Linked DNA regions of Homo sapiens: region 2 is linked to region 1. Evidence: chromatin loops called from intact Hi-C (ENCODE). Cell type or tissue: gastrocnemius medialis. All regions are shown on one strand.

What was found. Peaks named below come from ENCODE experiments on the same cell type or tissue, not always from the same donor. Only the 100,000 strongest peaks of a DNase experiment are listed, where the experiment ranks them.
Region 2: a loop joins it to region 1, with 2.7 times the contacts of the local background. A loop is called at or near these places in 39 of 110 quality-filtered maps.

What each region holds. Positions count from the first base shown.
Region 1 is chr12:29,544,784-29,547,283 of GRCh38, reverse strand. The region is part of intron 10 of TMTC1 (transmembrane O-mannosyltransferase targeting cadherins 1); the gene reads left to right. The region is part of intron 5 of LOC105369714 (a long non-coding RNA gene); the gene reads right to left. Among named protein-coding and RNA genes, the nearest start is that of OVCH1, 48 kb to the right of the region's middle. In gastrocnemius medialis, no CTCF peak of the experiment used is centred here; a DNase peak (open chromatin) is centred at 1,103; H3K27ac peaks cover 1,539 bases.
Region 2 is chr12:29,795,732-29,798,231 of GRCh38, reverse strand. No RefSeq gene overlaps it. Among named protein-coding and RNA genes, the nearest start is that of TMTC1, 13 kb to the right of the region's middle. RefSeq lists an enhancer at 2,285-2,500. In gastrocnemius medialis, a CTCF peak has its summit at 1,270; a DNase peak (open chromatin) is centred at 1,171; H3K4me3 peaks cover 292 bases; H3K27ac peaks cover 1,192 bases.

The DNA.
Region 1 (2,500 bases):
AGTAAACACCGCGGAGACCTGAAGACAGAGCTGCCCAGGAAGTGCTGGGTGGGAGCAAGCTTTGAGGAATCCCCTGGTTTTTGTTTACATTCTCTTGAAGGAGTTGGAATGTCATCATTTTCCTTCATTGCATAAATATTTCTAACAGAGGATAATTAAACAGGCCAGACTGCTTTGTCAAGTGCAAGAGTTTCAGTAGTCTCCCTTGTCCTGAAAATCATTTTCCCACCCCATTCACCCTTTACAATCTTTCCCGGAATCCTTTGTTATCTTGTCCCCTTGAGCTCCTGTGCTGCCTGAAAGACTTGGGATGACTCAAGATATAGGTGAAAAAGGAATAATTTTTGGAATAACTCAAGGTGAAAGAGGAATTTTTTTTTTAAGAGAAAAGGACTCACTATGTTGCCCAGGCTGGAGTTCAGTGGCTATTCACAGGTGCGATCATAGCACACAACAGCTTCAAACTTCCAAACTCCTGGGCTGAAGCGATCCTCCTGCCTCAGCCTCCCGAGTAGCTGGGACTAGTCTGATTCAATTAAAAGAATAAGAGAAATGTGGATAATCATTGAAAATTTCTTTCTGCATACATTTGTCTTACTTTAGGGTACCAAGTGCCTGAACATTTTTTCTAAAGCCCAGTAGGAGATCAACTTTACCCAGACAATTAAATTTGGCATATAGGCTGTTAGACATAATCAAAAGGCTTTTAAATCTAAAAATGCTCTGTGTAGGCCAGGAAGAGAAATAGGAAGGACAGAAAGAGGAATATGCATGTTCCACCCCTGTCTGTGGCCTGCAGGGTCTGTCCCAGGAAGCATGAAATAAGGCCCCTTCCCTTCTTGGTGACTCCTTAGCAATTCTGCCAACCTCCCTCCCATTTGTACCCTCCTGATATAGGGCCCAGTTCCCTTAGTTTGGTGTTTTCATGCCTTGCCTCTTGTCTGCCGGCCAGCATAGCAGGGCTCTCTTCCCTCAGCTTTCTGGCCACCCTCCTCCTGCAAGTGACAGGGACAACAGTAACTGGCACTTAAATGGCACTCTGCTCAGCACTTCTCATGTCTCATGAGCCTGCCCACACCAGTTGTCTAGGACAAGCCCATCACTCTCCCATTACAGACTGAGAATCACGTGAGGAGAGAGCCCAGGGCCAGGAAACTGATGCCAGTGCTTTCTGCCACATCATGCTGCCTCACTACCACCTCCTGTGTGTTCTCCTCAAGACTAGCAGCTGGGAGAGCTTAGTGAGTTTGAGTCTCAGTTCTACTGCAAAATTACATGTGACCTTGGGAAAAGGATTTTACCTTGCAGTGCCTCCAACTGCTCGTGTATAAAGTGCAAATAATACTAGTAACTACATCTTTCATGAGTACTAAATACAATAATGCGTGTAAGTCCTCAACATAGGCCCTATTACCCAATGAAGATGAAATAAGCTTTAACTATTATTAATTATCATCAGCCCAGGGACATAATTTCTCACTTTCAATTTGAAACTCAGGTCCTTGGTATAAAATATGCAATGAATCAGAAGTAGATAATGCATTTTCTACCCCTGCAGTTGAACAGCTCGGGGAAATTTAAACTTTGCTGAGGCTTAGTTTCTATCCGTGTGTGTGTGTGTGTGTGTGTGTGTGTGTGTGTGTGTGTGTGTGTGACAGAGTCTTGCTCTGTTGCCCAGACTGGAGTGCAGTGGGCTGATCTCAGCTCACTGCAACCTCCAGGTTTTAGTGATTCTCCTGCCTCAGCCTCCTGAGTAGCTGGGACTACAGGCATGAGCCACTATGCTTGGCTAATTTTTGTATTTTTAATAGAGACAGGGTTTCACCATGTTAGCCAGGCTGGTCTCGAACTCCTGACCTCAAATGATCCGTCTTCCTCAGCCTCCCAAAATGCTGGGATTATAGGCGTGAGCCATTGTGCCCGGCCTCCATCTCTTTAAAACAAAGGGTGAGAACAAGTGATCTCATAGAATTATCCAGCTGCAAGAATCTGTGGTTTTAACTACAACTACAGGTTTCTGGTCTTTTAACTGAGAAGTAAAAGAAAAAGAAGACCAGAGAAGAACTTGAAAGTCCCTTTTCTCTCCAGAGGAAGTACTTGCATTGTAATAGCATCCTGCCTCTGCTGAAAAAAAAAAACCCATCTGTGAGGCTTCTGGTAGAAATTTGAGCTGGGAATCTTGCTGGAGAGGAGAAAGGAGCAAGTGGAGTTAGCATTTATTGCCTCCTACTATGTGCCAGACACTCGGCTAAGCATATCACTCATGTTCTTTTACTCCACTCTTACAGGAACCTAGAGAGGTAGAGATTATTTAATAATAAGCACATTTCTCTTTGGCCACTGGGGCTCCTAGAGATGAAGCATCTAACACATCATTCAACTGGTGAGGGCAGAGCTGAGATTTAGACCACCCCAAGCCTGAGCCTAAACCCAGGAACACGCATTAAACTGCATCATCAAAGCATCCTTTTAGCTATGGGGCAAATGAATCCTGACTAAA
Region 2 (2,500 bases), 250 kb before region 1:
TTTGCTTTTTAACAGTCACCAGCCTCTCTCCTGCCTAGCCCCTGGGAACTGGTAATTTACTTTCTGTCACTACAGATTTGCAAGCAGGGAATTTCCCACTAGATTTAATCATATATTACCATATTTACCACTTACGTTGCATTCTATTACTTCCTCCATTGCTGTGCCTTTCATCACAAATCCTTTTCATTCTATTGGAAGACCACTTTTACAATTTCCTTTAGTACCGGTCTTCTGGTGATAAACTCTTTCCATTTTTTTTACTAAAAGTGTTTCTTTCACATTTGTTAAGATGGTCAAGATCCCTAGAAGCTGAGTTGCAATTGGTGGGAGTGGTGACCAACTTCTAATCCCTCTTCACTTCTAATGCCATTCTTCAGGGCCCCACTCCTATGTACAGGATGGATTACCAGGGTCCCCACACCCTGTGGGCCCTGCTCTCCTTGGAGACTCTCAGTGTTCTCTGCTTAGCCTCTCACTCCTCCCCAGCACAGAAGGGGCCCCAAATTCTGGGCTTGTCCTTTCTCTTTCCCTGGCCTGACACTTCTCTGTTCTTAATGATCTGATGTTATGAGGCAAATAGTGTTGTTGTTTAATCTGGTTTTCTATGGATCTTTAGAGGGAAGGTTAATTGGAATGACCTAGTCTCCCCATGACAGGGAGGAAAAGTCCCTCTCACTCGTTCTGTGCCCAGAACCTTCCTATTTTCTCCAGAGTTAGTACTACAAAGACAACATTTCACTATCACCTACCTTAGTGACTTACTACAAATGGAGCAAAAGAGATTTATCTTCAACCTTGCAACTTTAAAGGAAAAAAAAAAAACAGATTCCCTTGAAAATCCTAGAAAAAGGCTATCTTTGGAAAAATATGTCTTTATTACAGCTTCCTAGTTTTTTGCTAGTTCGTTTTCACCATACGCTCAGCTTCACAATTTTTTTTTAAATGTTAAGCAGATTGAAAAAGGGGATAAACATAAAATAGCTGGATAACTTTGCGAGTAACCGTGGGGAAGTATGAAAATTGTTTATGAAGTAATCATTAAACACTTAAGCCATGAGATGATGAAGATTAACGTTTTGGAAAGAAAAGTTATTAAAGTTTCTTTGAGAAGCAACTTGATCCTGGCAGCCAAATTAGAAACAACAGAGCAGCTGTGTGACTCATTGGCCAGAATTCCTTACGCATTCTCTGGCACCAGGAATTGAGAAGGTTTATAGTCTCAATCCTGCAACTGCAATGAGGCAATCGTGAGTAAAATAAACTGTGGTTGTCCAGAGTAAATGCAGGTTAGGCTGATAACCACATTCTCCTTCAAAGTAAATCAATAAATCAATCAGTAGTCAGGAATTGAAAAGCAGATATTTAATAGTCGCTTAGTAGTAGTTATTCCATGTTACTACAATGGCGAGAAATGGCAGTAGTGAGAAAATTGCTAAGGGAAAAAAGAGAGAAAAATCTTCATCATCACCATCACAATATTTTATCTTAGCTAACGTGTTGAGCACACCTTGCTATGGCACTCTTCAAAGCTCTTGACTTACCTCTTTTAATCTTCACAACTGCCCTCTGGGGTTTGTTCACAGTTTAGAAAACTGGAACCCAGTCTAGCAATGATTGGGAGTGAAAGGCCCAATTCTCTGTACATATCTTGACCAGAAACCATGTAAAGTAAAATAATTCATTCAGGAACTGGTGTGAATAGTTGGAGAATCAAAATTCTGCTAATGTTAGGAAACACAGATTCAATGAAATCTTCCTATCCATAAACAATTTATTTTCAATTTGGAGGCAAATATAACACACAAAACCCCTAATATTGGGTTTAGTGGTGATAAATTATAGCTAAAACTATATTAATTATCGGGGCCCTTATTTTTGCCTATATTTGTTTAAAATGGCTCTCAGGCATATTTTTCATGGATTTCTCACACTTTTAGGCATCAGTATTCATAGAAATACTCTAATATGGCCATATAAGCCTTGTATGGTAATTTTCAATTATCTGGTACTATATTTGCAGAATAGTAAAAATTCTTATAGAAACTTCCTTAAAAGAATCTCAAAGTACAAAAGATGTAATCTTCTTAGTCCTCCTTAAAAATTTATTGGTAATACATTTATTCAAATGGAAGTGATAAAATCTAAAGCTATGGAAACACTTTGTAAGTGCTAGACTTTCATTTATGTGGAAGATGCATTATTATGTTTTAGGACCCGTGCCTCCTTGCAGCCATCTTCCACTGGCTCAGGGACTGTAAAGGGGTTTCCACTCACAGGCCAACCTATTAACAGAGAGTGGCAGTCTGGGAGGCAGTGTTGAGAGCGGTTTTAAGGTTGCATCTGGAGTTAATGTGCAAAACTATCACAATTGGTTAGTCATGTTTTTTATGTGCACAGAGAGTAAGCGGGTTTATGGCATGTTGTATGGGTTTGCTATCACTGTCACTCCTGATAGCACCTTTTGGGAGCTGTTATCTGAATTTTGGGCCAAGTGTGA